2 separate regions of the Homo sapiens genome follow, and region 2 is linked to region 1. The links are chromatin loops, found by intact Hi-C in ENCODE. Cell type or tissue: heart left ventricle. All regions are shown on one strand. Links, peaks and the distances in the headings refer to the core of each region. The heading gives the core; the rest is flanking DNA.

Region 1 (15,086 bases), core at 7,333-11,332:
GTTATCAAAAGCCCCAGTCAGTTAGATAATGATTACTGCAGTCAGAAACATAGAAAGGTCAAGAACAAATTCATGTATTTAAGTCATTTTGCTATTACATCTCTTCCTTTGACATATCATTAAGGGGGCATCTAGGTGTGTAAGAAAAAATCCACTTAAAAAGATGCTAATAGCTACTGTGCTAGCTAAAATGAATGTTCTGCAGAAAATTTTGATGAAGAAATAGATGTCACAGGCCTCACTGATTTTAATTCCCATTTTAAGAGGAACCACCCTCAATTGCCACCACTCCAGATAGTCTACTTTGCCCTTCCTACTGGGCATCAGTTTTCTTTAGTGAGCTGAGCAGTATACTGAAATTCAGCATCAATGTTGAGTTGCCATTGTCACCTATGACCATTCCACAGACAAATGCCTGGATGTTCAAAGTAATTGAGCTGCCATCTATCTGTTGCCCTGATTGTGAAGTAAAATTTCTTTAATATTTGCAGACACATAAAATACAAGAATTATGAAGAAAATGTTCACTGTGATTCCCTTAATTTCTAATCATTGGTGTTGGTGAATACTGACACATGCAGATATGTGTTTGCCTCCCCTTTTCCAGGGAGTGCATATATCTCCACCCCATTGGACTCTTGTAAAACAAATGGGAGCAGTCATATTATTAAACCAAAAAACACAAATCTCCTGCTTCCTAGCCCTAGTTTGGAATTGATATCAGCCCACCAGTATTTCCAAACTTGGTACCAGAAAAGGCATGAGTCAACTTATAATAGTTATAAAATAACTTTTAGGCTCTTGAAATATAAGCGCATTTTTCTCCATGTAAAGGAAGCTGGTCTGCAGTAAAAGGGAATGAAACCAGCAGGATAGAAAAAATGGTCAAGTCCTTGTTTCTAATTGTTATGGCCCTACCTTTCAATCAGTTTTATTTCCAAACATATCCTAAATTACTTTATATACCCTAATATCTTCTCAATAAATTCTGTATTTTATCTTGAGAGCTAATTTGAATTGGGTTTCTGTTGATTAATACTAAAAGAATTTAGACTAACAGAAGTATTAATTTGGCAAAAGATCTTCCTGGTTAGTACATTTTCTGTTACTATGAATTATGAATTTCTAAAAGTCATTTTCAATGCAGAATATAAGAGATATGTAGAAGAGCATACACTTTTCAAACATGATTCTGAATGTTGATGGCAGTAGTGACAATTTGAGGAGTAACATGTAGGGACAGGCTAGTTGAGTGACACAAGATTCCTTCAAGGAGCATGCTCAGGAATATCTTTAACCTCCATTCTTTGGATCTGGAAAATGTGGAATGCCTGACTTCCCTGGCATGGATCAGACTTTTAACAATGATCAGATGAAAATTTCTGGTCAGAAAGAGAACTTGGAACAGAATTTGGTCAAAGTATTTCATATGCCTTTTTATTTCATGTCAAATGTAATATCCAAACAATGTTGAGGTATTTCCAGAACTGCCTATTTGGACATTTAAAATCTTTTGAATATTCTTAGTTCTTGGCCCGCTCATTCACATTTGAGAGCACATGACACAAGAGGGTTCCCATAGCCTCCCACAGGTAAAACTTCTGCAGTGACTTCCAGGCTACTGATTCAGCAATAGAGACAATATTCTGATTTTTTTTTATTACATTTCCCAGGATAAAGCCTGCAGGGTTTTGCCCAGATTACATTTCTGTTCATGGAGTATTCCAGTGAGGCCTCTATCTGAGTTAGATTTTCATTAAACATCACCAAAGTGAACTCTCATTGAATGCTATTTGGCTTTGCTTGGGAAAAAAGACACAAGCCTCTCCCTTAATAGATTGGAAATACGTATGAAATGAGCTTGCTATATTAGAGCCTATATTCTATCGATTTTACAGGAAAGGAATCCATTTTTACAGGAATAGGCATTGGATTAACAAAAAATATTCATTATGTTTATGTTTCCTTTGTTCTTTTGTGAAGAAAATACATCATCACAGTGTTTATCTAAGATTATAAAACCCTTAGGGGATTATCCCAAAGATAACTCATAACACTCCATTACGACTTCAAAATATCCAGAGAGACCTCTGCTAGTACCACCAAGCTTTCAACTTTTAAGGAAATCTTTTCTAAAAATTCAGCCATCAGCCAAAAGGGATAATTTTATATACATTTAAATAGTCATATTAACTAAATTGTCTAAAATTATACATAATTTCCATGTTTACAGTAATCAAACTAGAAATAGAAGTTCCATGTTGCTCTTTTAAGTAGTGGTTTGGAGGATAGTGAAGAGACACTGCAGCTTATTTTTATTATACCAAAAATATAGCTAATGGGTTTCTCAGAAAACTGTTGCTCCCATTTAAATTCATTTGTGGAAGAAATTAAAATTCTTCTCCACTTTCCAATTGTTGGAATAAGGTAGCTCCCACCTTGTGAATGCTGTCATATGACCACAACTACCTATGTATTCCAATTGCCATTTAGGAAGAAAATAAAAGCAAGGAAGGGAAATAAAGCAAGACGGTCAATGGCCTTAGATTAACATCATAAAAGGCAAGGTGAGACTTACAGAAATCTCAAAAGAAGTCTACAAAATCTGAAAGAGAAAATAGGTAAAATGAATGGCTCTGTTTATGTTGATGAGAGTCTCTATTCTGCTAGTTTCCAAAAAACTTATTTCACTGTCCTTAATTTTTTTATTCACTAAGAAACAATGAATTGTCACTCATGTTCAAAATTGTTCTAGGTGCTATGCATGACATAGAGGAGAATTGGAACTTATCCTTCAAATAGCCATAATCCACAAAAACACATGGACTGCTGATCTGCTTATGAATATTTTCAGGATCCATATTTAGTCAATTTTACTAAGTAAAATTTTTAGCCTTGCTACTTATTGCCTGTGATGGGGGCAGGGTATTCTGGATTGCTGCATAAACATCTTAGTCATCTTGCTCAGGATACCGTTAAGTCCAGATGTAAAAGCGTGCCTCGCATTTATCCGTTCACTTTCTGATTCTGTTCTCCAAAGTCAGCTTTTGAAGATGCTACTAGCCAGGAATATTTCTTGAAAATTCAGTTATTTGCATATGTTTGCCAGTTGTGAGATGATTGAATGATGGCATAAATTTAATTGCAGTAGTTCAGAGTACTGTCCCTTGATAACACCCCAGGGAAAACAATATGACTGATTCAAGACAGGCAAGGCCCCAAATTAGGGCTTATCCCAGGAGGCCTTTTGGCTTTACACATAAAAGAATTCAAGGGCAATCAGGTGTTATTAGACAGCAATCTTTTATTAAAAGGGACTGCTCCTTGCTGAGCAGGACTAACTATTTTGCAGTGCACCCAGAGTTGGCAGTAGCAGCTTATGGGTTGTTGGCAACTGTATTTATACTCACTTATACCTATTTTCACTTACATGCAAATTAAGAGGTGAGTTAATGCAAATTGAGGAGCTGGTTATTCAGAACTTTCTAGAAAAAGGGACAGTAACTTCCAGGTTGTTGCCATGGAAAAGGGCAGTAACTTCTGGGTTGCCATGACATTTGTAAATTGTCATGGGGCTGGTGGGAATCTCTTATGCTAATGAGCAGTAAGGGCAATTAGAGGTTGCCTTCAACACCAGCTGCTACTTCCTGCAGGGTTTTTCACTTCAGTTGTGCACCACCTGCTGGTTCCTGTCAATTTCTTCATTTTGTCCTGTTCTGATAGGGGAATAAGTCCTGCTGATCTCCTACCTCATTACTTCTCTGACAAATGCCTCATACATTTTAAGTAGACAACTTGGAACCTAGTCTGGCAACTGTGTAAAAAAGTAAAAGTAAAAAAAAAAAAATCACCTGCACCAATGAATGTGGCAATACATCCAGGGAAACTCCTGCTTTCAAGGCTTGGGACTAATCCTCTGTGTTTTGAGAGCTGTACTCTCTGGACTTCAGGCTCCATCCTCTGATGCATCCTTCCTTTTTCATTGGAATTGGCACATGTTTTTAGCTAAGCAGTTTTATCAGTCTATTTCTAGCTTACAGAGTTTGGGGAGGGGGGTACCACATCCTCCTTTAATTAGTTCTCTCTATCCCTTTCAATTCAAGCTGGCAGTGTTTCTGCTGATTAAACATTCTCAATAACCTTATTTCCTGTGCATTTCACAGGGATTCAATTTATTAAACAAGAGACTCCTTCGAAGTTATTTCCTGAGTAATTATGTCTATATTCCTGGCTTCTGCTGATGTGGCTGAAGATATCCATGTCATGTACCTAGTCTCTTCAAAGAGCCTTCTGTATGATTGACTACCTGATTCTTTCAACGCACTAGTAAAAGGTTGTCCTGATATGTCTGTGGCTTTCTCTCCAAAACATGCATCCTTAGCAGTGAATCTCCTGATCTTAACATCTGTTGCAGTCTGAATAGGGTGAGAATTTCCCCAACCATCAAGTCTGGGTTCCTTTTTGCTTCACAGTTCTTCTCTCAATCTAATTCCTCTCATTCTTTTCCCTCTCACATTTTACTATAAGCAGCAAGAAAAAAACAGGCTGTACATTTAACCCTTTGCCTGAAAATCTCAGTGAAATCTCCCAAGTTCATTGCTTAAAAATTCTTTCTACATAACTACAGGACACAATTCAGCTAATTTTTCTTCCACCATATAAAAGGATTCCCTTTTCTTCAGTTTCCAATAATATTTTCCTCATTTCTGCACCCTCACCAGCAGAGACTTTAACATCCATATTTCTACTCACAATCTATTTAAAGTGATGTGGTATTCTCTAAGGCAACATGTTTCTCCAACATGCTCCTCACTTCATTCTGAGTCCTTACTAGCAGATTTGTTAACACCATATTTCTGCTAACACTCTGTCCAAAGCAAGCGAGGCTTTTTCTGTCATGCCTGTCAAAGTTCTTCCAGCCTCTGCCCACTGTCCAATTCAGAAGCCATCTGCACATTTTAAGTGTTTATTACAGTAGCACCCCACTTCCAGGTATCAAAATCTGTGTTAGTTGGAGTTCAGCCAGAGAAACAGGCAGCAGATGTGTAGTAATCAATTTATTGCAAGGAAGTGACTTACTCAGTTTTGAAACGTGGCTGGACAAGTCCAAAATCTGTACAGCAGGCAGTTAGGAGGGGCAGGCTGGAATTCTGGGGCATAAGCTGAAGCTGCTGTCCTTAAACAAAATTTATTTTCATCTCACGGAAGACTCAACTCTGCTTTTATGGCCTTTCCACTGATTGAAATAGACCCACCCAGATTATCTAGGAGAGTCTCCCTATTTTAAGTTTAGCTGATTGGCAACCTTAATTCTGTTTGAACCTTAATTTCTTTGCAATATAACATATTCATAGGTTCTGGGGATTAGGGCAGGAACATCTTGGCGGTCATTATTTTGCATGCAATACCATTCTAGAGTATCTGCAAAGTTGAGAAGCTCCTGGAGACAGAAAAGTCCTGACAAGAGAGCAGATGTTTTTTCCTCAAATAATTCAACTCCTTCACCAACATATCCTTTAATAAATTTTGTTTGGTTAACTAATATTAATTCTACAATGTATTTTCTTTCAAATTCCTTATGAATCAGAACAATGTTGCCATCCAAAACAAGTAGATGTTGGCATACTGTACCATCAGAAGCTCCTCTAAGCCCAGAATTTGGAACTCGTTAAGATTTTCCTGCTGTGAAAAGAGGAAATTGCAGGAGATGCATTACTTGGTCCTAGTGTCTATTGGCCTTATACGAACACCTTAAACACAGTAAATCTGGGTATTAGAAAGCCTGTCCAGTCCCCCCAATAGGATCATAACATTAGATAGAGATAAGGAAGAACCCATTAGTCTTTTCTATGTTAATTTACATGAGACAGAATACATTACGCAGATATATTTTTATGAGATGACATATGTGTTTTAGAATGAAAATCTAATGCTTACAAGTGTGACCTTGAAAAGAGTAGCTTAAACTTATCCATGTTGCTCCTTATTGGAAAAAACAAAACTCCAAATATGAAGCTTGGAAGAAATTACACATGGATAAATATGAAATGATTACACCCCAAACTTTTGTCAAAAAGTCAAGCTGTGTGAATAAGAAAAACTATAAAAAAAACTTAAAATATGACTTCAAAAATCATACATTCTTATGTAGTGTCATATAGTGTGAAAGGTAATTTCAGAATTAGAGTTATGTTTATTAGGTGGGGTTAACTTTCATATCACCCTTCAGGAATGAATACTATTAATTTATTCAGAAATATGAACTTTCCTGATATAAAATATTTATAATAATACAATAATTTGAAAACTAACAATCAGACAAAGGAAATGAGTAACATTACTAAAGACAACAGTAGAAATTTAAAAAAAAGTAGAATTCAAGATTACTAAAGGGTTAAAAAAAACTAAGGTGAAAAGTGAGGAAGACAAAATTAACAGACGGTCGGAAAGCTACAGATACCTACATTATTCTAGAAATTCTGATTTCCTCCTAGAGTCCTGGCTTACAATATTTGGGAATATAGGCTTCAAGAACTTGAAATCATTACTTTCAGAGCCTCCCGTCAGACACACCTCGTACTGGTAGCTCTGGGAAAGGGTCCCGGTGCCGCTCACGTCCACCAGATGCCCTGGAAAGGGGCCCTCGGGCACCGAGCAGCGACCCACTGAGGCCGCCCTGCTCCTCCTGCACAGCCGCACTGCCACGAACAGGAACACCGAGAAGAGGAAGAGCGAAGACACCGAGGCCAATGCCACCACCAGGTAGACGGTAAGCGAGTCGGCCTGGGCTTGGGCCGGGGCCGCCTCTGGGAGCGGCAGGTAGGGCTGAGAGAAGCCGTCCACCAGGAGCACTTGCAGCGTGGCGGTGGCCGAGCGCGGAGGCTCGCCATTGTCCTTGACCAGCACCACTAGCCTGTGCTTGGCCACGTCGCGCTCGCTCAGCAGCCTGGCGGTGCGCACCTCGCCATTGTGCGCCCACACGCCGAACAGCCCGGGCTCCGTGGCCTTGAGCAGCTGGTACGACAGCCAGGCGTTCTGGCCCGAGTCGCCGTCCACCGCCACCACCTTGGTCACCAGGTAGCCCGGCTCGGCCGCCCGGGGCACCAGCTCGGTGCAGGGCGCGGAGCCGTTCTGCAGCGGGTACAGCACGAAGGGCGAGTTGTCGTTGGCGTCCAGCACCAGCACTCGCACCAGCGCCTCGCTGCTCAGCGCCGGGAAGCCGCGGTCTGTGGCGCCCACGCGGAACTCGAAAGCCTGCAGGGCCTCGTAGTCCAGCGACTGGAGAGCGAACAGGTGGCCGTTGTCCGTGTTAATGGAGACCAGGGAGGTGAGGGGCAGGTGCGGGTCCCGGGGCGGCAGCAGCGAGTAGGTGACCTGGGCGTTGGTGCCCGAGTCTCTGTCTGTGGCGCTGACACTGCCGATGTGCAGGGCGGGGCTGTTGTTCTCGCGGACGAACAGGGTGTAGGAGGTTTGGGTGAAGGCGGGGGCGTTGTCATTGACGTCCGACACCAGCACGGTTATGCTCTGCTCGGTTTTCAGCCTTGGAGTCCCCAAGTCTGTGATGGTGATGGTGATGTTGTACTCGGCTCTGGTCTCTCTGTCCAGCGCCCCTTCTGTTACCAGCCTGTAGAAATTCTCAACAGAAGGTTTTAGCTTAAAAGGAACATCATCCTGAATTGAGCAAATCATTTTTCCATTTTCCCCAGAGTCTCGGTCTCTAATCCTAAACAGGGCCACTTCTGTCTCTGGAGAATTCTCGGGAATAGGGCTGGTAAGTGATGAAATACTTAGTTCCGGGAAGTTATCGTTAACATCCAGCACCTTAACAGAGACAGAGCATTTTCCAGAAAGTCCCCCGCCATCAGATGCCTCTATATCTAGATCATACGAAGACATTGTCTCAAAATCTAGTTTTTTAATTAGTCGAATTTCTCCTGAAAGGCTGCTTAGCTCAAAAGGTTTGTCTATCTCCTGAGAGCTGTAATAAAGGGAGTATGATATCTCTCCATTTGTCCCAGTGTCTAAATCCCTAGCAGAGACCTTGACAACTAGGGAGCCTACTGGGCTGTTCTCTGGGACCTGCACCTCGTAGAGCGCCTGCACAAACTCCGGGGCATTGTCATTGGCGTCCAAGACCAAGATGAGGATCTGGACGGTGCCAGATCGGGGTGGAGAGCCACCGTCCACCGCTGTCAAGGTTAATCTGAGCTCGGCCTGCTCCTCGCGATCCAGTTCTGTGTCCAGCACCAGCTCTGGGTATTTCCTGCCATCCCCTCGGGTGCGAGTGGAAACATGGAAATGAGAATTGGGAGAAATATTGTAGTTTTGAACATTATTGCTGCCCACGTCCAAGTCCCGAGCTTTTTTCAGAGGAAACACAGTCCCAAGGGAGCTAGTTTCTGGGATTTTCAGGGTCATTTCTCTTTCAGGAAACTCAGGAGAATGATCGTTTATGTCTGTCACTAGTAGTTCAGCTCGAAATACTTCCAAAGGTTTTTTCAGTAACACTTGGAAATGCATTATACAGGGCTCAGTAGGGCCACACAGCTTCTCCCGGTCCAGCTTCTCATTTAATATCAACTGCCCGGTCTGCAGATCAAGCTGCAAGCCTTGTTCGTTATCCTCAGAAACTACCCGGGCTCCCCGCTCGGCTAGCTCCCCCACTCCCAGCCCTAGGTCATTGGCCAGGTTGGCTACAAAAGAACCTCTCTCTGTTTCCTCCATCACAGAATAGCGACGGGGTTCCCAGCCTGCCAGAGTCACTTCCAGTAAAAGAAGGAGAATCAGGACTTGCCTTTGTTCGGGAAAGCGCTCCCCTGCAGGCTCCATCTTTACTTCTGTACACGCCCCTTTCAAGGAACCGGAGTCAGAGCTACTTCAGGGAGCGATGGGACAGAGGCAGTGATCGATCTGTGCGTTGATAACCTGTTCGGAAATGTAGGAGAATAGCATTCTCCGGAGACACTGGTCCGTGCTCTGCTAACAGGCTTTCCTCTTAGGCTGAAAGAGGTCTGAAGTAGCTAGTAGCATTTCATGGGCTTTTTCCTTTTCCTTTTTTTGAAGCCTTAGCCTGCAGCGCCACCATGCGTTGTCTTTGCTTCGAAACGAATTGCTACAATTGATCTATTCTCTATTCTATTAGGAGTTTGGAAATTGGGAGGAAATGATGTAATCACAATATCACGCAATGGTAATTATTAATTTCTTCATTTAAAGGAGTATTATTGGTCTCTATGTGCCAAATTATGAAATACATCAGTAAACAACCCAGACATGGTCCCCACCCTCCAGAGCCTGTAGTCTGGGTGTAGTGTTCTGAGGGAAATTGAGAAGTGAAAGAAGACATAATAGTGATCAGTCATCTTGTAATAATAATAACATAAAGCCACGTGATTTCTTAAAAATTTATCAGCAAAACAAAATGAATTCTTTAATTTCTTTCAAATTCTAGACAGCCTATGTACCAGAATTGTGCTCCCATTGGTTGGATTACATCAAGAAAAAGCTACACGTTAATTCCAGTGTGGTATCCTTTCTACATAAAGTCAGAGAGTTATGATTTTATGAAAATTTTAAACTGTGGAAAAATACATATGAAGGCACTTCCTATATCTCTTACTTTGCTTTTTCTTTTTTTTCTTTTCATTTTTCCTTTTTTTTTTTTTGAGATGGGGTCTTGCTCTGTTGTCCAGGAGGGAGTGCAGTGGCACAATCACTGCTCATTGCAGCCTTGACTACCCAGGCTCAAGCAATCCCCCCACCTCAGCAACTGTAGCTGGGACCACAGTTGCGCATCACCATGCCTGGCTAATGTTTTAATTATTTGTAAAGATGAGGTCTTGCTATGTTGCCCGGGCTGGTCTCAAATTTCCGAGCTCAAGCAATCCTCCTGCCTCAGCCTCCCAAAGTGCTGGGGTTATAGGCATGAGCTGCTGTACCCAGCCCTGCCTTGTCTCTCTCGTATTTATTATCTGACGTAGTATAGATGTACTTATTTAGTTGTTTCCTTTCTGTTTCAACCTCACATGTTAGAACTTCATTTTGTTCACTGCTGCATCCCCAATATCTAAAATAATCCCTGGCACATGGTACGTGCTCAATAAATATTTGTTAAATGGATCCATTAATAAATCACAATTAATTTAAACATTCTGACAGATAGGTTCTCCTCCTACTGTAGAAATTCCCTCTTCTTCTGGGATTCAAGTTCATTATATAAGATGGATAAACAAAGACAACATGTTCATAAGGTAGCTATTTCCTATGCCCTTTAAATAGTAATGTGAAATAACTCAGAATGACCTAAAATGTCATTTCATTAAGTGGCAAAACAACTTAGCTACCCATAAGCAAGGGATATATTATATGACAGAAAGAAAGAACATAACAAGATTATGATGACCCTAAAGATAAGGATTATGTCTCTTTTAGACACACATTTTTCATTGTCAAGGTTTTTTTTTTACAGTAATGTTATTATGACACTTACGATATTCAAAACTCTTATATAATAAAATGTTCTAAGAATTTCTATTAAACACTTCAAAGACTGTACCATTGGAAAGATCCTTCAGTTTTTCTCAAAATTGTATATTCTGACAAAAGCTAGTGCATGTCCCTTATAGACTACTAATATTTTACAACCTCCTTGATCCCAAATGTTGTCATACTAATATGAAAAGCCACAATAAAAACCCAATAGGAAGAAAGGTCTAACTTACCAACAATGCAGGAATATCTAAACATGCTTTTGACAACAAAAACCTCACTTAGATCTCTTAATTAGAGGGAAATTTATTAAAGAGCACAAATTTGTCTCCAGCAACCTAAGGGAAAAAGACTTGGGAGGGACTGGAAAATCTAAAACAGGAAAATCTATGACAAGGTCATTCTTTTGGTACCTTATTTTTTCTTGTCTCTCAATAGATTGATGTTCTGTATTTCTTTGCAAGTGTTTAGCCAAATATGACACCACTTTCTGCTTATGTTCCTAACAAAGAGACTATGTTGTATCTGGTTCTTAAAGCCATTTTTTTTTAAACAGAGAGAATCAGATTAGGCCAGCTAGGATCATCTTATTTTTGTGTTTGAAATCACAGAGGGAGGTGGGTCATATAAAATAAATGTGGCTGCAACATTACACTTCAGCCAAAGACAGGGAGAATTTTCCAGAAAAAGATCAGGTGGGCTAGATAGACGCTACAAAAGGGAGCTATGATTTTAAAATCTTGAGATAATCTAATAATCACTAAAGATGCTCGTATGGCCGGGCAAGGTGGCTCACACCTGTAATGCCACACTTTGGGAGGCAGAGGCGAGTGTATCACCTGAGGTCAGGAGTTTGAGACCAGCCAAACTCCTGACCTCAGGAGCCAGTTTGAGTTTGGCCAACATGGTGAAACCCTATCTCTACTAAAACAAGGAGCCTGTAATCCCAGCTACTCGGGAGGCTGAGGCAGGAGAATCGCTTGAACCGGGGAGGCGAGGTTGCAGTGAGCCCAGATCGCGCCATTGCACTCCAGCCTGGGCGACAAGAGTGAAACTCTGACTCAATAATAGTAATAATAATGCTCATATATGTTATGGAGTGAAGGTTATAAAAAGAGCAGAAAAGTCTTTAAGTTTGGGGAAAAATGTAGTCTTTCCCACTTCAAGCTATTGTGAAATAAAACGATGCAATTTTTGCAGACGCTTCTCCATTTAAAAATTCAAGACAGGTAAGCATAAGACAGAATCAATAGAATATGTACTAATAATCACTATATCATCGTTCCTGTCTTCTAAGCATCAAAAGTTTAGAAAAGCTTTCTTTAATGAAACGGAATGGAGCTGGAGTCTTCAAGTCAACAGCCTGTGATTTTGAAAAGTTGATAAATTGAACAAATATTACTTTTCATTAATGAGTAAACCTGAAAGTTGTATTCATCAAAATGGACATGATAAAAGGAGACCAAGTATGAACAAATAATCAAAGAAAATGTCTAATCTTAAGTAGGAAAATGAAATCAGCAAAAATCTTAGAAAATCCATATAGCACAAAAAACATAACAGAGACTTAATATATTGATAAAGGACTAACCTTTATCCTAAATGCTCTGAAAAATCTACAGATTCTTAATTGAATCCAAAACCATTTACAAAGTTGGACTTTTCCTCCCATCATTCACAGCGCCCGGATGCTTAGGGATAACAGACTTCAGGAATTTGAATTCATTTGTCCCGGAGCCTCGCGTCAGAAACACTTCATACTTGTACCTCTGGGATAGGGTCCTGGTGTCGCTCACGTCCACCAGATGCCTGGAAAGGGGTCCTCGGGCACCGAGCAGCGACCCAATGAGGCCTCCCTGCTCCTCCTGCACAGCCGCACCGCCACGAACAGGAGCACCGAGAAGAGGAAGAACGACGACACCAAGGCCAACGCCACCACCAGGTAGACGGTGAGCAAGTCGGCCTGGGCCTGGGCCGGGGCCGCTTCAGGGAACGGCAAGTAGGGCAGGGAGAAGCCATCCACCAGGAGCACGTGCAGCGTGGCGGTGGCCGAGCGCGGAGGCTCGCCATTGTCCTTGACCAGGACCATCAGCCTGTGCTTGGCTGTGTCACGCTCGCTCAGCAGCCTGTCAGTGCATTGTGCGCCCACACGCCGAACAGCCCTGGCTCCGTGGCCTTGAGCAACTGCTACGACAGCCAGGCGTTCTGGCCCGAGTCACCGTCCACCGCCACCACCTTGGTCACCAGGTAGCCCGGCTCGGCGGCCCGCCCGGGGCATCAGCTCGGTGCAGGGCGCGGAGCCGTTCTGCAGCGGGAACAGCACGAAGAGTGAGCTGTCGTTGGCGTCCAGCACCAGCACGCGCACCAGCGCCTCGCTGCTCAGCGCCGTGGAGCCGCGGTCTGAAGCGCCCACGCGGAACTCGAACTCCTGCAGGGCCTCGTAGTCCAGCGACCTGAGGGCGAACAGGTGGCCGTTGTCTGTGTTGATGGAGACCAGGGAGGCGAGGGGCAGGTGCGGGTTCCGGGGCGGCAGCAGCGAGTAGGTGACCTGGATGTTGGTGCCCGAGTCTCTGCGGTGCTGACGCTGCCAATATGCAGGGCGGGGCTGTTGTTCTCGCGGACGAACAGGGTGTAGGAGGTTTAGGTGAAGGTGGGGGCTTTGTCATTGACGTAGGAGACCAGCACCGTTATGTTGTACTCGGTTTTCAGCCTAGGAGTCCCCAAGTCCGTGGCTGTGTTGGTGATGTTGTACTCGGCTCTAATCTCTTTGTCCAGTGGTCCTTCTGTTAACAGCCAGTATAAATTCTCAACGGAAGGTTTCGGCATGAACGGAACATCATTTTGAATTGATCAAACTATTCTTCCATTTTTCCCAGAATCGCGGTCTTGAATGCTGAAAAGAGCTGCAACGGTCTCAGGAGAATTTTCGCGGATGGGGCTTGTGAATGAAGCCATGGTCAGTTCCGGAGCGTTATCGTTGATATCTACCACCTGTATTATGACAGTGCATTTTCCAGAAAGACCTGCCCCATCAGAGGCTTTAATATCCACCTGATATGACACAATTTTTTCAAAATCTAGTTTTCTGATTATTTTAATTTCTCCCCTTCGTTCATTAAGTGCAAATGTCTTAGAAATCTCTTCATCACCATAAAAAATGAGTAGAATATCTCACCATTAATTCCCATGTCTGAATCTCTAGCGGAAACAGTGGCAACAAGGGAATCCAGGGGGCTGTTTTCTGATATCTGCACCTGATAGAGTGGCTACACAAACTCAGGTGCATTGTCATTGATGTCCAAGATTTCAATGAGGACCAGAGCAGTCCCAGTTCTGGGAGGAGTCCCGCCATCTACTGCCATGAGAGTTAACCTGATCTCAGCCTGCTCCTCCCGATCCAGGGCTTTGTCCAGAACCAGCTCTGGGTATTTTCTGCCTTCACTGCCATTTTGGGTGAGAGCGTGGACATGGGAGTAGGGGTAGATGGTGTAGTTTTGGATGTTATTGATGGCCACATCCAAATCTTGTGTATTTTTCAGAGGAAACACAGTTCCTGGAGGAGTATTTTCCATGATTTCAAAATAATTTCTGCTTCTGGGAATACAGGGGAATTGTGTTTATGTCACTGACCAAAAGTTTAAACCTCCAAAGGTTCTTCCAGTAACACTTGGAATTGCAGCACACAAGGCTCAGTGATTCTACACAATTCTTCCCGGTCCAATGTCTCATTTACTTGCAGGTCTCCGGTCTGAAGTTTCAGCTGAAAATATTTTTTGTTATTGTTAAAAATGACCCGAGGCCTCCACTGGTATATTACTCTTACTTCTAGCCCTGGGTCCTTTGTTAGATTGGCCACAAAAGAACCACTTTCTGTTTCTTCTGCTACAGTATATTCCACTCCGCACAGTATATTCCACTCCGCACAAGTCTGAGACAGCATAACAAAGAGAAGCAGCACTTGCCTTATTCTAGGAAAGTGCTCCTTTTCAGCCTCCATTTCTCCAACACCAACAGCATTCAGGGTCCGGATGCCTATGTTGCGTTGGTAGGCAATCTGCTCTGGGAATCAATCCTTGCAGCAACGCAATTTTCGGTTAAGAAAGCCTCTTCTCTTTGATGGATCGAATGAGTGCTAGCACAGTAGTTGAAGAGATTCATTCTAACATTTCAGGAGTGTAAACTTAAGTGATATACTAGCTAAATCTGGTTTATTATGCAAACTCAATAGGTAGCCTAAGAGTTGTGGATAACTTATTTGTGAATATTGCCTAAGGACTGTGAGCTTGTTATGTTGACTTGTTACAGTATCTAAAATAATTTATAAAGAGCATCACCATCTATTGTTAATACTGAGATACACACATGTTGAAGCTGAGAGTCACTGAGACCTTGAAGAGGGAGCCAGCCAAGATCATGGATATAAAGGCTGAAGTTAAAGTAAAAAGTAAAATGCAGAAGAAAATATGTTAAGTTCACCTGAAATAGCAGGTTAAGCATATTCCCAACTGGAGAAGATCTCAACTCATTTTTAGTAAGCAATTATGTATCTCTTGTGGATTCATTGGAATACTGAAACCCTAGCATGGAACTGAAATTTT
Region 2 (15,086 bases), core at 7,301-11,300, 52 kb after region 1:
GTACTGGTAGCTCTGGGAAAGGGTCCCGGTGCCGCTCACGTCCACCAGATGCCCTGGAAAGGGGCCCTTAGGCACCGAGCAGCTTCCCACCGAGGCCGCCCTGCTCCTCCTGCACAGCCGCACCGCCACGAACAGGAGCACCGAGAAGAGGAAGAGCGAAGACACCGAGGCCAACGCCACCACCAAGTAGACGGTGAGCGAGTCGGCCTGGGCCTGGGCCGGTGCCGCCTCAGGGAGCGGCAGGTAGGGCTGGGAGAAGCCGTCCACCAGGAGCACTTGCAGCGTGGCGGTGGCCGAGCGCGGAGGCTCGCCATTGTCCTTGACCAGCACCACCAGCCTGTGCTTGGCCGCGTCGCGCTCGCTCAGCAGCCTGGCGGTGCGCACCTCGCCATTGTGCGCCCACACGCCGAATAGCCCGGGCTCCGTGGCCTTGAGCAGCTGGTACGACAGCCAGGCGTTCTGGCCCGAGTCGCCGTCCACCGCCACCACCTTGGTCACCAGGTAGCCCGGCTCGGCCGCCCGGGGCACCAGCTCGGTGCAGGGCGCGGAGCCGTTCTGCAGCGGGTACAGCACGAAGGGCGAGTTGTCGTTGGCGTCCAGCACCAGCACGCGCACCAGCGCCTCGCTGCTCAAAGCCGGGGAGCCGCGGTCTGTGGCGCCCACGCGGAAGTCGAAAGCCTGCAGGGCCTCGTAGTCCAGCGACCTGAGGGCGAACAGGTGGCCGTTGTCTGTGTTGATGGAGACCAGGGAGGCGAGGGGCAGGTGCAGGTCCTGGGGCGGGAGTAGCGAGTAGTTGACCTGGGCGTTGGTGCCTGAGTCTCTGTCTGTAGCGCTGACACTGCCGATGTGCAGGGCGGGGCTGTTGTTCTCGCGGACGAACAGGGTGTAGGAGGTTTGGGTGAAGGTGGGGGCGTTGTCATTGACGTCAGAGACCAACACAGTTGTGTTGTGCTCGGTTTTCAGCCTGGGTATCCCCAAGTCGGTGACGGTGATGGTGATATTGTACTCGGCTGTGCTCTCTCTGTCCAGTGGTCTCTCTGTTTCCAACGTGTAGTAATTCTCAACTGAAGATTTTAGCACGAATGGGAGGTCTTCCGGAATGGAACAAACAATTCTTCCGTTGTCCCCAGAGTCTATATCTTGGATACTAAAAACCATAACCACGGTCTCTGGCGTATTTTCTGGGATTGGACTGGTAATTGATGACACAGTGATTTCAGGAGCATTGTCATTTACATCTATCACGTGAATTATGACTGTAGATTTTCCAAAAAGTCCTCCCCCATCTGTGGCTTGAATGATTATTGAGTATGACTCAATCGTTTCAAAATCCAGAGGTGCTCTTAAAGTAATTTCTCCAGACTTTTGATTAATTTCAAATGTCTTGCGAATATCTTCTGAGGCATGGGAAAAGGTATAGCATATTTCACCATTTGTTCCAGAGTCTAAATCCCAAGCTGAGACAATCAAAATCAGCGAGCCAAGGATGCTATTCTCCCGAATCTTCACCTCATAAAAAGCCTGCTCAAATTCAGGGGAGTTGTCATTAATGTCCACAACCACCACCCTGACCAAGGCAGTTCCAGACCTGGGAGGGGACCCACCATCCAGAGCAGAGAGGATGAAACTGAGCTCCGGGAGCTCTTCATAATCCAGCGCCTTGTCCAGAACTAACTCGGGGTATTTCCTATTGTCTGGAATGACTCTCATTTTAATGTGAAAATGAGAGTTGGGGCTTATTGTGTAGCTTTTTACAGCATTGATTCCTACATCTAAATCCTTCGCACTTTCTAGTAAGAACACAGCACCAACGGGACTGTTCTCTGGGATTTCTAGGAGCATTTGTTTTTCCGAGAAGATGGGAGAGTGATCATTTATATCCCTGACCTGAAGCTCAATTTGTAAAAACTGCGTGGGGTTTTGCATTAACACCTGCAAATGTAGCACGCAAGGCTCGATGGAACCGCAGAGCTCCTCCCTGTCTAGTGTTTCACTTAAGAGCAAATCCCCAGTGTTTATGTCCAGCTGCAAACGCTGTTTCTTATCATTAGAGACCACCCGAGCCCCCCGTGAGGACAGTTCTCTCACCTTCAGCCCCAGGTCCTTTGCCAGATTGCCTACAAAACTCCCGCTCTGCATTTCTTCTGCCACAGAAAAGCTCCAGGTTTCAGAGCCCGCCTGAGACATTCCGAGCAAAACAAAGAGAAGCAGGACTTGCCTTATCTGCTGAGTGCGTGTCCCTTGGTTCTCCATAGTTCCTTTCTTGTAGGCTTCTTGAAGAAAGGCTTCAGCTCTGCGGAACGCGTCTCTGACTTGTCCACCAAATCCTCTGTGGTCTAAGGATTTTAACCCTGTTGAATGGTTTCCAGGTCACCCTCTTGAAGGCTTGTTGTTTCTGTCTTCTGATTCTCTGTGTGCACTGGATATCAGTGTTCACAACGCCATCCAGTGAATATATTTTTCACGATGTTATCCTGCAGCGCCACCAAGTGTCTCCATAGATTTTCACAGTTTGGTGAAAGCTACCTAAATTCCATTCACTTATATGTCCTCCGGAAACAAATATTGTTTTATTCATTGTGTTCAAGTGATTACAAATATATTGCACGTTCTGTAATAATTATTTCATATTCTCTTTAGTTTGATATGCTGTTAATATTCATCTTAAAGCATTTATCTTTCCCCCTTCTCCATACAACCAAACGTGCTTAGTTGTGGTGAATACAGAAATACAAGATGTGATTCCTGGCTCCCAGTGGTTTGTAATCTTTCTGAGAAGACTGGAAACATAAAACAACCATAATATTTTTAAGCTGTACAAAATTCTATCACTACTTGACTTTCCTTAGGTGGTAATGAAAAGGCAAACTATACATGGGTCATTTTAGAAGTCCTCTCAGAGGATATGAAACTGGATTAACCATGAGATGGGACATACTTTGATAGTTATGATAGCACAAGAAGGCATTTATATAGATTTCCTTGGTAGCAAGGAATTGTGAACTGCTAGAAAGTAAAGTAAGATATTGGGAGTAGAACACATTATGAGAATCCTTGATTTAGTTCCAGCTTCTCAAAAAATAATAAATACACAAGCACAAGCATGTTAGTTTCATTTAAAGCAGGCTTATTTCTAAGACTGCCCTCCCTCAGTTTCCCAAGATTTATTCCAGCAACATCTATGGCTATCTGCTTTGTTTTTCAGCTCAAGAAGACAGAATGAGAGATATTTTCTTCCTCAATAATAGAACAAAATCTTAGCCTTCATTCTGATTAGACCAACTGAGAGCACTTCAGCCTGTTACTGAAGAAATCAGTGTCTCAAGATGTATAGGATTAAAGGTAGAGATTATAGTCCCAGAATCTAAAGACTCCATCTTTGACCCTTTGTTTTAATCCAGGCAGAGATTGCCCCTTAAACTTGAGGTGGTTTCAGTCCTAGCCAAAGTGCATGGCATAATGAGGGAGATAGTTGGAATAGGTGCTTGGAAACTACCAATGGTATCCACTGTTAGACATCTCAAAGTACTCTCAATAATGGAGGACATCTAAGAAGTCTGCTTTTAAAAATTCTAATTTCAAATTACATTCACAAAAATGTGAACTAGATACATGGTTGAAAAATTATCAGTGCAGAAGAGTAGAAATTGAATAGTATGTGGATTGACTATACAATTATCCTTCCTTCTTCTTAACCCCTCTCTAAAATGACAGAAAAGTAATAAAAGGTATGAATTCACAAAGACTAAGAATACATAAGTAAATACACAAATTATTTGATGATAGAAAGCAGATGAAAGAGCAATTGACAATAGTTCCAAGAAATGTCTAAAATAAAGTTCCTTCATTGGAGATACTAAAAATAAACTACTGGGTTTTCCCTACACAATCCTAGTAGGTACCAGACTTGGAGGAACCAGGTGTATAAGAAGGCTGAAGTCAAGTAAGGGCTTAAAAAAGAAGTTATTAGTTGAAAGTATGTATGTAGGATAGTTGAATTCTCTGGTCTTTTCACCATCATACAGAGACAAGAAAATAACTGAGAGCCAGAGAATGGAAAGCTTATACTCTGGAGAAATTAGATTATATTCTGGAGAAATTATACTATCTCCAGTCTTGGAAACCCCAGGCAGAGCTGAGTGAAAGTAGGAGGTATGAAACTAAAGATAGGGAGATTAGGCAAAACACTGCCTTCTGTATTGTGAGACTCCTAGCCATGATACTCTCAGATTGTAGGACACAAGATATATGCCTGACATCTTCCCCATCGCACCCAAAACATTGAATATTGTAGAATTCTATCCTGGGGAATATGAAAGGCGCAGATAAAGACTTACATGTACTGATATGTGGGGGTTTCCCAAGGTAGTAGCTCTATCCTAGCATGGTTACATTAGAGTGAAGCCCTGTCATCAATACTCATGAAGTGTTGACTGTCAGCATTTGCTGTGTCACCATTCATATATATAATAAGACAGTCAAAGATAACAAGACATTTGAGAAAATGCCTACAACATGAAATAGAAAAGCCAAAACTGTAATACTACCGCCAAGCACAAAAAGCAACAGGAGGGAATAGATATAATTCAGAAAACAAAAGAAAGCCTTTTAAAATGTCTGATTAGTATCCCCAGAGAAACAAAATGTAATAAGAGCTAACACTTATTGACTTATTCTAAGTTCATTATTCTAGTGCCTCATATGGATTTACCTAGTTGATGTTAACAGTAACCCTATCAAGTACGTATTTATACCTGGAAGACAAAGAATAGCTTAGGGCTTAAGTGCCCCTTACTAGCTATATAGCCTTAGGCAAATTCTTAACTTCCCTTTGATTCACTTGCAAGTTTAAAATAGGTATAATAATAACTCTTACTATATAATGCATTTTTAAAGAATAAATAGATTAATTATAGATGAAAGAAGATTTACATTTGCAAATTTGTAATAGGATGTTATGAAAAACCAAGAGCTCTTAAAAATAAATATTTGCTATCCAAAAAGAAAAACTTAAATATGGAGATTGGATGATTAAATAAATTGTCTAATAAGTAGAACAAGAGATGGAAAAGAAGAAAAAAATTATAATTTAGAGTCTCAGAAAATCAACACAGGAGGTGCAATATTTAATGAGATTCTGGTTAAAGTGAGACTGTAGAAAACTCAATGGATAAATTATTACTAAAACATAACAAGAAAATTTCTCAGAACTTACAGTAAGAGTCTATATGTTAACAGGGTATGCCTGCATGGCCAGATTAATAAATAAAATGCCTGTATTAAGGTCTTTTCAGATTACCAGGAAAAAGTTTTTCAATGCTTCCAGGAAAGGAGGTAAGAGAGAAGGACACAAAGAGAGATGGAATCAAAATCAAGTCAGTCTTCTGAAGAAACTCGACATGCAATGAGTAAAAGAGACAGCTTCAGCTTTCAAAATTTGAGGGAAAATTATTTTCAAACTAGAATTTTATACCCAGTCAAACTATCAAGCAAATGAAAACAAACAAAAAAGATGTCTTCACAATGTAAGGAGACAATTTTTTAAAAATCTCTTCTGCATTCGTTTATATGAAGGTCTTGAGAGATGCGTGCCAGCTGAATAAGAGAGTAAACTAGAAAAAAGAGTATACTGGACCTTGGAAAAGTAGACTCATACAGGAAAGTATTGAAGGGAAAAAGTCCCAGGGTAACAGTCTATAGATTAACCAGTCTAAATGAAACAGGAAACTCACGATGAAAGAGCTCCTGAAAATAAATGTCATTGACAGAGTATCTTAAAAATTGGAATATTTTTAAGGAGAAAATACATTCAAATGAAAGATATGGAAAAAAACAATAGAGGTACATAGAAAATAATGCAAGTATGAAATAACAATTACGAACTCTAGGAACCATACTTTTCAAGTATGGAAATGTAATTCTAGTACAGTATACAAATGCATATTCTGAAGCATGTAACAATATAGATAATAACCACTAATTTAACTAAGAAACTGTGACATCTATATTGGAGAATAGGAGAAAAAGAATTTGCAATGTTTGCATATGTTTGTTAGTTTGGAAATAAAGCTAAAATGCTTTTCTATTATAGAAAGAAATGGTTCAAATACAAAACAATATCAAGATATAGTATTATAAACATATTATTTATAAATATTGAGATCAATTCAAGAAGAAACCACACTGTGGTAAGGGACTGGCAGAACAGCTAACTTAAAAAACTATAAAATGTTAGTTATATATAGTATATATTTTATATATAGTAATATAAAAAAACTGATGAAACTTGTTTTTCATTCTAACCTTTAGTTCCTCTTGCTTATTAAAAATTTGGTATTTAAAATAAATTTGCAACATATAAATGAATATCTCCAGCAATCTCAACCACACATTTCAAAATGTTTTATTTTTATTCATTTTCAGGCAGATTATAATTTTATTTCAATTATAAGGCATAGTCTGTTTTATACATCAGCAAAAGTTAACATAAGAAAATATTGGCCAAGTAAAAGTAGCATGCTTAAAGATAAAATAATAAGTATATAAACTAAGGGTATTATTGATGTTCAGTATTGCTCACAATATGCTTTGTTTCATTTTGTCATGAGCATAGTAGTAGAGAAATATTTCTTTTTAAATACATGATGTAGAAATAAATGACATGGTTTTCAAACACGAATATATAGAATGTTAGAATGAGTTTGGAAATGTAGATATGCCTTCTTAAATAGAGCAAGTACACTATAGACAGAAGTGATTAGAATCATGAGATGCAAGCTCTGAAATGAATCAAAACCTCAGATTTCTGTAATGAGATATAATAGTAATTAATTCCTTGGGCAGTTGGAAAGAATTAAAACCTTAACACTATCATTTAGAAAAAAATACTCATTAAATTAAACCCAGTTGTTATTAATGCAAAAAAATGATGAAACATTGTAAAACCACAGGGGTATACTACTTGAAAATAATGCTTGAAGTTGCATAATAACTTAAATTTGAGATTTAAAAGTAAACTAATAGAAACATGGCTATGTAACACACCAAAAGTATATGAAACTAAAAACAGACTTTACTGAATATTAAATCCAAAGCTATTTCGGAAGGTGGAATTTTCTTCACCCTTCCTCCCAGGGCCCTGTGCCTGAATATCCGAAATAACTGGTTTCAAGAACTTGAACTCACTGGTCCCGGGGCCTCCCGTCAGACACACCTCATACTGGTAGCTCTGGGACAGGGTCTCAGCGCCCCTCACGTCCACCAGATGCCCTGGAAAAGGACCCTCGGGCACCGAGCAGCGACCCACCGAGGCCGCCCTGCTCCTCCTGCACAGCCGCACCGCCACGAACAGGAGCACCGAGAGGAGGAAGAGCGAAGACACCGAGGCCAACGCCACCACCAGGTAGACGGTGAGCAAGTCGGCCTCGGCCTGGGCCTGGGCCGGGGCCGCCTCCGGGAGAGGCAGGTAGGGCTGGGAGAAGCCGTCCACCAGGAGCAAGTGCAGCGTGGCGGTGGCCGAGCGAGGAGGCTCGCCATTGTCCTTGACAAGCACCACGAGCCTGTGCTTGGCTGCGTCGCGCTCGCTCAGCAGCCTGGCGGTGCGCACCTCCCCATTGTGCGCCCACACACCGAACAGCCCGGGCTCCGTGGCCTTGAGCAGCTGGTACGACAGCCAGGCGTTCTGGCCCGAGTCGCCGTCCACCGCCACCACCTTGGTCACCAGGTAGCCCGGCTCGGCCGCCCGGGGCACCAGCTCGGTGCAGGGCGCGGAGCCGTTCTGCAGCGGGTACAGCACGAAGGGCGAGTTGTCGTTGGCGTCCAGCACCAGCACGCGCACCAGCGCCTCTCTGCTCAGCGCGGGGGAGCCGCGGTCTGTGGCGCCCACGCGGAACTCGAAAGCCTGCAGGGCCTCGTAGTCCAGCGACCTGAGGGCGAACAGGTGGCCGTTGTCCGCGTTGATGGAGACCAGGGAGGCGAGGGGCAGGTGCGGGTCTTGGGGCGGCAGCAGCGAGTAGGTGACCTGGGCGTTGGTGCCCGAGTCTCTGTCTGTGGCGCTGACGCTGCCGATGTGCAGGGCGGGGCTGTTGTTCTCGCGGACGAACAGGGTGTAGGAGGTTTGGGTGAAGGCGGGGGCGTTGTCATTGACGTCGGAGACCAGGACCGTTATGTTGTGCTCGGTTTTCAGCCTGGGTGTCCCCAAGTCAGTGACGGTGATAGTGATGTTGTACTCGGCTCTGATCTCTCTGTCCAGCGCGCCTTCTGTAATTAGGATGTAAAAATTCTCCACAGAAGGTTTTAGTAGGAATGGCAGATTCTCTTGAATGTAGCAAACCATCTTTCCATTTTCTCCAGAGTCTCTGTCATTAATCTTAAAAACAGCCAGCGGCGTCTCAGGAGAATTCTCAGCAACAGAGTTGGAAAATGATGATACGATCAGTTCAGGGGGATTGTCATTGGTGTCCAATACTTCCACTAAAACCCTACATCTTGCAGAAAGGCCTCCACCGTCCATTGCCTGTATATTTATTTTGTAAGAATTTACTAACTCATAATCAAGCAATTCTCTGAGAAAGATTTCCCCAGAAAAAGGATTGATTTGAAAGGTTGTTCGAATATTTTCTGAGGCATCAAAAAATGAATAGGATACTTCCGCGTTGACTCCAGAGTCTACATCTTCTGCCCATACCTTAACAATAAGGAACCCAATGGGGCTGTTTTCTGGAGCCTGGGTCTCATACAGAGCCTGGGCAAACTGTGGGGCATTGTCATTGACGTCCAAGACAACGATGCGTACAGTAGAGGTCCCAGACCTGGATGGAGACCCACCATCCAGCGCTGTGAGGGTTAAGCTGAGCTCTCCCTGCTCCTCCCGATCCAGTGCTTTGTCCAACACTAGCTCTGGATATATCATGCCTTCATCACCGCCACTAATGTTAATATGGAAAAAAGAGTTGGGGCTGATCGTGTAGTTTTGGATACCGTTAAGTCCTCCATCTGGATCCTGTGCTCTTTCTAGTCTAAATGCTGTCCCTTCAGCTGTATTTTCTGATATTTTTAAGACTGTTTCTTTGTCCTGAAATACTGGCGCGTGATCATTTATATCCCTGACTCTCAGCTCAGCCCGGTAAATCTGAAAGGGATCATCCATTAAAATTTGGAAATACAGCATACAGGGCTCTTTAGGGCCACACAGCTTCTCTCGGTCCAGTTTCTCATTTGTGAGCAAATTCCCGGTATGTGAATCCAGGAGCAGGTATTGTTTGTTATCATCGGAAACCACCCTGGTTCCCCTTGCAGCCAGCTCCCCCTCTGCTAGTCCCAGATCCTTTGCCAGATTGACCACAAAGGATCCTTTCTCTGTTTCCTCAGTCACCGAATAACGTCCAAACCCAGAACCTGCCAAGGACACTCCCCAAAAAAGAAAAAGAAACAGGACTTGCCTTTGTCTTGGGAAGCACAACTCTCTGACAGCCATAGCTGCTGCATACGTTATTTCCTAGTTGGTTACAGCCACAGCTCCCAGCATAAAAGAACAGCAGTAGGAAACCCTGCACCTACGCCGTGTAGCCCAGGGGTCTTTTTTGTCCTTTCCCTTTCCCAATCTTTGGCAGCTAAAGCTTCTCTTTTAAGTTCATCTGTCCGTGTCTTCCTTTATTAGTGACTTGCATAGCATCCTCAGAGCAATTCCCAAACCGTCTCTTTAGCCTGCAGCGCCACCGTGTGGCCTCCACCAGATTTCAGTAGTTGTACCCATTTGGGTGTGTGTATTCAGACAATTTCCTTTAGTGCCTCATTTAAATTTTTCATGTTTATTTTCGTTTGTCTTGTAAAAATTAATGTTGAGACAGAGAAATAGTCACATTGTTGAGATTCTTCAATTCTTTTTGGGAAAAGTTAAAAATTCAACACTTGAAAATATGTTTCTAGCAATAACTCTGTCCACCTCACTGTGCTAAATTTAGCTCTCTACTAGTCCTTTCATCTCAGACACAACTCTCACACAATGTCAAGAATCAAAGGGAAAATGTTGCTGACATCTGGGATCACCAAAGTAACAGGAGATTTTACTTTTCCAGAAACATCGGGATAAGAACACCAAAACAGACAAAGAAAATATGTTTCACACCTTCCTCAACAAACTTCAAAATCTCATCACACTGATTAAGGAGAATCATCACTCTGTAATCTTGTATAATGCATTTAAGCTGTCCCTCCTCTATTCTCTCATAAAAACTTGTGTATACAACTATGATTGCCCTGCAAATATTATTGCTTCTTAATTCATGCAAATCTATTTCTTCTTCAATGTGTGGGCTACTTAAGGATAGGAACTATGTCCTAATCATCTGTGAGTGACAAATCAGACAAGCAATAAATACTGCCTGTATTAGGACATGCATAAATAAACTCAGATGGGTAGAACCTGAAACGTTTTCCAGTGCCTTTCAATTCCGACCACTTGAAAGTTTTTTTCTTTCATTTACTCTTTGCAATTTCTGTTTCCTTACTTTCACTTGTCTTTGTTTTTCTTGTATTAGCTTTAAAGTAACTTACAGGGTTAAATAAGAGATTGATCCTTATTTTAAGGTCCCCTCTTAATTGAAATTTAGCAGGATCTAACTTCTCTGCACCAAATAAAGGGAGGTAAAGAACAGACCACACTAACACCTATCTTAACACTATTAAAATTAAGAACAGCATTCTAGTGTCTTTTTTCATAGAATTTTATTCAAAGTTCTTTTTAAGTTATTTTATATTTTATTTTATTTTATTTTGATGGAGTTTTGCTCTTATTGCCCAGGCTGGAGTACAATGGTGCAATCTCGGCTCAAAGCAACTTCCACCTCCTGGGTTCAAGCGATTCTCCTGCCTCAGCCTCCCGAGTAGCTGGGATTACAAGCATGTGCCACCATGCCTGGCTAATTTTGTATTTTTAGTAAAGACGGGGTTACTTAACGTTGGTCAGGCTGGTCTCAAACTCGTGACCTAAGGTGATCTGCCCGCCTTGGCCTCCCAAAGTGCTGGGATTACAGGAATGAGCCACTGAGCCCTGCCTCAAAGACCTTATATCTAGAAAGAAGCTCTATTTTGTCTATAATAGGCCCAAATGGATTAAGTCAAGGAATGTCGTGGAGGAAAAGGCTAGACACTACCAATAACACTCTAATAGCTGAATATAAAAGCCGCACAATATAAACCTCTACTTTGTGATTGCTGTTGTTTTTTCAACTGGATGGCACTGGGCTATTAGCCATTAAAAATTTAACAGGAACCTCAGGAACCTCTGATTTGTTTATACAGAATTAAAAGGAGCAAATTAAATATTTTCACATGATCCTATAGAATGACTAAATTTTTTTTTTTTTTTTGGTTTCCAGACTAAAGCCCATTTACACACGCTTAATATCTTGCAGTGGTTTTTCTTCTAAGGCTAATTAGGGGTTTATTTATCATATCACTTACAAGAGAAACATTATATTTCAAATAGGGAACTATCAATGCCGGGAAACTAGAACTTTAAAATAAAAGGTAAAGTTTAAGAAAATTATTGTAGGCTGGGTGCGGTGGCTCATGCCTGTAAATCCCAGCAATTTGGGAGGCTGAGTGGGGTGGATCACGAGGTCAAGAGATAGACCATCCTGGCCACCATGATGAAACCCGTCTCTACTGAAAATACAAAAATTAGCCGAACGTGGTGACATGCAACTGTAGTCCCAGATACTCTGGAGGCTGAGGCAGGAGAATCGCTTGAACCTGGGAGGCGGAGGTTGCAGTGAGCTGAGATCGCGCCACTGCACTCCAGCCTGGGCGACAGAGCGAGACTCCGTCTCAAAAAAAAAAAAAACAAACAAACCAAAAAACAAACAAACAAACAAAAAACAGTTGTAATGAACAAGGATGGCAAACCAATAAGAACACCGGTTTCAAAAGAAAAATAGAAGAAATATCAAATAGTAAAAGCACATATTACATGCAGCAGACTATTTTAACAAGTAAAAAGTTTTAGGAAAAGAAGAACTAATGAATAATGTAGAGGCAATGAATTTAAAGTCAATAAAGACATTTAAAACGACCAAAAATTTTTAAATGATATCAACTTTGAAAAATATTATATTTCACTTATGGGATTCTAGTAAGAAATGCCTCATCAGGATACAAAATAAGAAAAAGTTAACTTGTGAAGTTAAGCATAATACGCAAAGTTGAAGATGAATCAAACAAAAAATAGTACCTTCTTTGTGGTGGGCATACACAATTTAGTTAGCCAACAAGAATATATTAAAGAAGTAAATGTCTTTATTAAGTGGGTTCCTTTCAATAATTAAATCCAAAGCTATTGGGGAGAGTAGAATTTTCCTCTATTTCTTTCCCACCCCTATGGGGCGGGAGGTGGGGGGTAATCGGCTTCAAGAACTTGAACTCGCCGGTCTCTGAACCTCCAGTCAGACACACCTCGTACTGGTAGCTCTGGAACAGGGTCCCGGTGCCGCTCACGTCCACCAGATGCCCTGGAAAAGGACCCTCGGGCACCGAGCAGCGACCCACCGAGGCCGCCCTGCTCCTCCTGCACAGCCGCACCGCCACGAACAGGAGCACCGAGAGGAGGAAGAGCGAAGACACCGAGGCCAACGCCACCACCAGGTAGACGGTGAGCAAGTCGGCCTGGGCCTGGGCCGGGGCCGCCTCCGGGAGAGGCAGGTAGGGCTGGGAGAAGCCGTCCACCAGGAGCACGTGCAGCGTGGCGGTGGCCGAGCGAGGAGGCTCGCCATTGTCCTTGACAAGCACCACCAGCCTGTGCTTGGCCGCGTCGCGCTCGCTCAGCAGCCTGGCGGTGCGCACCTCCCCATTGTGCGCCCACACACCGAACAGCCCGGGCTCCGTGGCCTTGAGCAGCTGGTACGACAGCCAGGCGTTCTGGCCCGAGTCGCCGTCCACCGCCACCACCTTGGTCACCAGGTAGCCCGGCTCGGCCGCCCGGGGCACCAGCTCGGTGCAGGGCGCGGAGCCGTTCTGCAGCGGGTACAGCACGAAGGGCGAGTTGTCGTTGGCGTCCAGCACCAGTACGCGCACCAGCGCCTCGCTGCTCAAAGCCGGGGAGCCGCGGTCTGAGGCGCCCACGCGGAAGTCGAAAGCCTGCAGGGCCTCGTAGTCCAGCGACCTGAGGGCAAACAGGTGGCCATTGTCCGCGTTGATGGAGACCAGGGAGGCGAGGGGCAGGTGTGGGTCCTGGGGCGGCAGCAGCGAGTAGGTGACCTGGGCGTTGGTGCCTGAGTCTCTGTCTGTGGCGCTGACACTGCCGATGTGCAGGGCGGGGCTGTTGTTCTCCCGGACGAACAGGGTGTAGGAGGTTTGGGTGAAGGCGGGGGCGTTGTCATTGACGTCGGAGACCTGCAGGGTTATGCTGTGCTCGGTTTTCAGCCTGGGTGTCCCCAAGTCAGTGACGGTGATGGTGATGTTGTACTCAGCTTTGCTCTCTCTGTCCAGTGCACCTTCAGTCATTAGGATGTAAAAATTGTCAACAGACGGTTTCAGAAAAAAAGGCAGATTATCTTGAACATAGCAAATTGTCTTTCCATTTTCTCCGGAGTCTCTGTCTTTAATCTTAAAAACAGCCAATACTATCCCAGGAGAGTTTTCAGCAACAGAGTTGGAAAGTGATGATATGATCAGTTCAGGAGGATTGTCATTGGAATCTAATACTTTTATCAAAACTGTACATCTTGCAGAAAGGCCTCCGCCGTCCATTGCCTGTATATTTATTTTGTAAGAATTTACTAACTCATAATCAAGCAATTCTCTGAGAAAGATTTCCCCAGAAAAAGGATTGATTTGAAACGTTGTTAAAATATCTTCAGAAGCATCAAAAAATGAATAGGATACTTCTGCATTGACTCCTGAGTCTGCATCTCCTGCAGACACTTTAACAATAAGGGACCCTACTGGACTGTTTTCTGGAGCCTGGGTCTCATACAGAGCCTGGGCAAACTGTGGGACATTGTCATTGACATCCAAGACCACAATGCGTATAGTGGAGGTCCCAGACCTGGATGGAGACCCACCATCCAGCGCTGTGAGGGTTAAGCTGAGCTCTTCCTGCTCCTCCCGATCCAGTGCTTTGTCCAACACTAGCTCTGGATATATCATGCCTTCATCACTGCCACTAATTTTAATATGGAAAAAAGAGTTGGAGCTGATCGTGTAGTTTTGGATACTGTTATGACCTTCATCTGGATCCTGTGCTCTTTCTAGTCTAAATGCTGTCCCTTCAGCTGTATTTTCTGATATTTTTAAGACCATCTCTTTGTGCCGAAACACTGGCGAGTGATCATTTATATCCCTGACTCTCAGCTCAGCCCGGTAAATCTGAAAGGGATCATCCATTAAAATTTGGAAATACAGCATACAGGGCTCTTTAGGGCCACACAGCTTCTCTCGGTCCAGTTTCTCATTTGTGAGCAAATTCCCGGTATGTGAATCCAGGAGCAGGTATTGTTTGTTATCATCGGAAACCACCCTGGTTCCCCTTGCAGCCAGCTCCCCCTCTGCTAGTCCCAGATCCTTTGCCAGATTGACCACAAAGGATCCTTTCTCTGTTTCCTCAGTCACCGAATAACGTCCAAACCCAGAACCTGCCAAGGACACTCCCCAGAAAAGAAAAAGAAACAGGACTTGCCTTTGTCTTGGAAAGCTGAACCCCCTGGTCTTCATAGCTGCTTCTTTCCTCAATGTCAGTCTCAATCACACTGCCCCAGCACAAATAGCAATCGCAAACCCAGACTTATGTGTACCAGAGATCTAGGGTTTTTAATTTTTCCTTTCCCAATCAGGGACTCGACAGCTCTTCTTCTCAGCCCATCTGTCTCAGTGTTTCCTTTTTGTCAAGGACTTCCGTAGCATTCTGGTCAATTTTGTTCCTCCGTCTCTTCAGTCTGCAGCGCCACCTTGTGGCTTCCAACACAGTCAAATGGCTGTGCCCAATTTTTGTGTTTATTTAAAAATTCTTCATTGCTTCATGAGAAAAGATAAAAATTGAACAGTTGAAAAAATGTTTCTAGCAGTAACCCTGTTCAACTCTGTGTTAGATT

What was found. Hi-C counts contacts between places; a loop is a spot of excess contacts. Peaks named below come from ENCODE experiments on the same cell type or tissue, not always from the same donor. Only the 100,000 strongest peaks of a DNase experiment are listed, where the experiment ranks them.
Region 2: a loop joins it to region 1, with 2.3 times the contacts of the local background. A loop is called at or near these places in 1 of 110 quality-filtered maps.

Annotation. Positions count from the first base shown.
Region 1 is chr5:141,239,322-141,254,407 of GRCh38, reverse strand. It overlaps PCDHB15 (protocadherin beta 15), which reads right to left and starts at 9,013. Exons shown (of 1, transcript NM_018935.4): 1 at 5,043-9,013. The coding sequence starts at 8,829. The coding sequence ends at 6,466. It also overlaps PCDHB@ and the pseudogene PCDHB19P. In heart left ventricle, for the core only: a CTCF peak has its summit at 9,088; no DNase peak of the experiment used is centred there; H3K4me3 peaks cover 1,022 bases; H3K27me3 peaks cover 223 bases.
Region 2 is chr5:141,186,942-141,202,027 of GRCh38, reverse strand. PCDHB9 (protocadherin beta 9) reads right to left here and starts at 14,867. Exons shown (of 1, transcript NM_019119.5): 1 at 10,487-14,867. The coding sequence starts at 14,709. The coding sequence ends at 12,316. It overlaps PCDHB10 (protocadherin beta 10), which reads right to left and starts at 9,675. Exons shown (of 1, transcript NM_018930.4): 1 at 6,381-9,675. The coding sequence starts at 9,475. The coding sequence ends at 7,073. PCDHB11 (protocadherin beta 11) reads right to left here and starts at 2,401. Exons shown (of 1, transcript NM_018931.3): 1 at 1-2,401. The coding sequence starts at 2,253. It also overlaps PCDHB@. RefSeq lists enhancers at 7,287-7,812, 12,334-12,892, 12,893-13,453. In heart left ventricle, for the core only: a CTCF peak has its summit at 9,722 (motif pointing left); no DNase peak of the experiment used is centred there; H3K27me3 peaks cover 1,024 bases.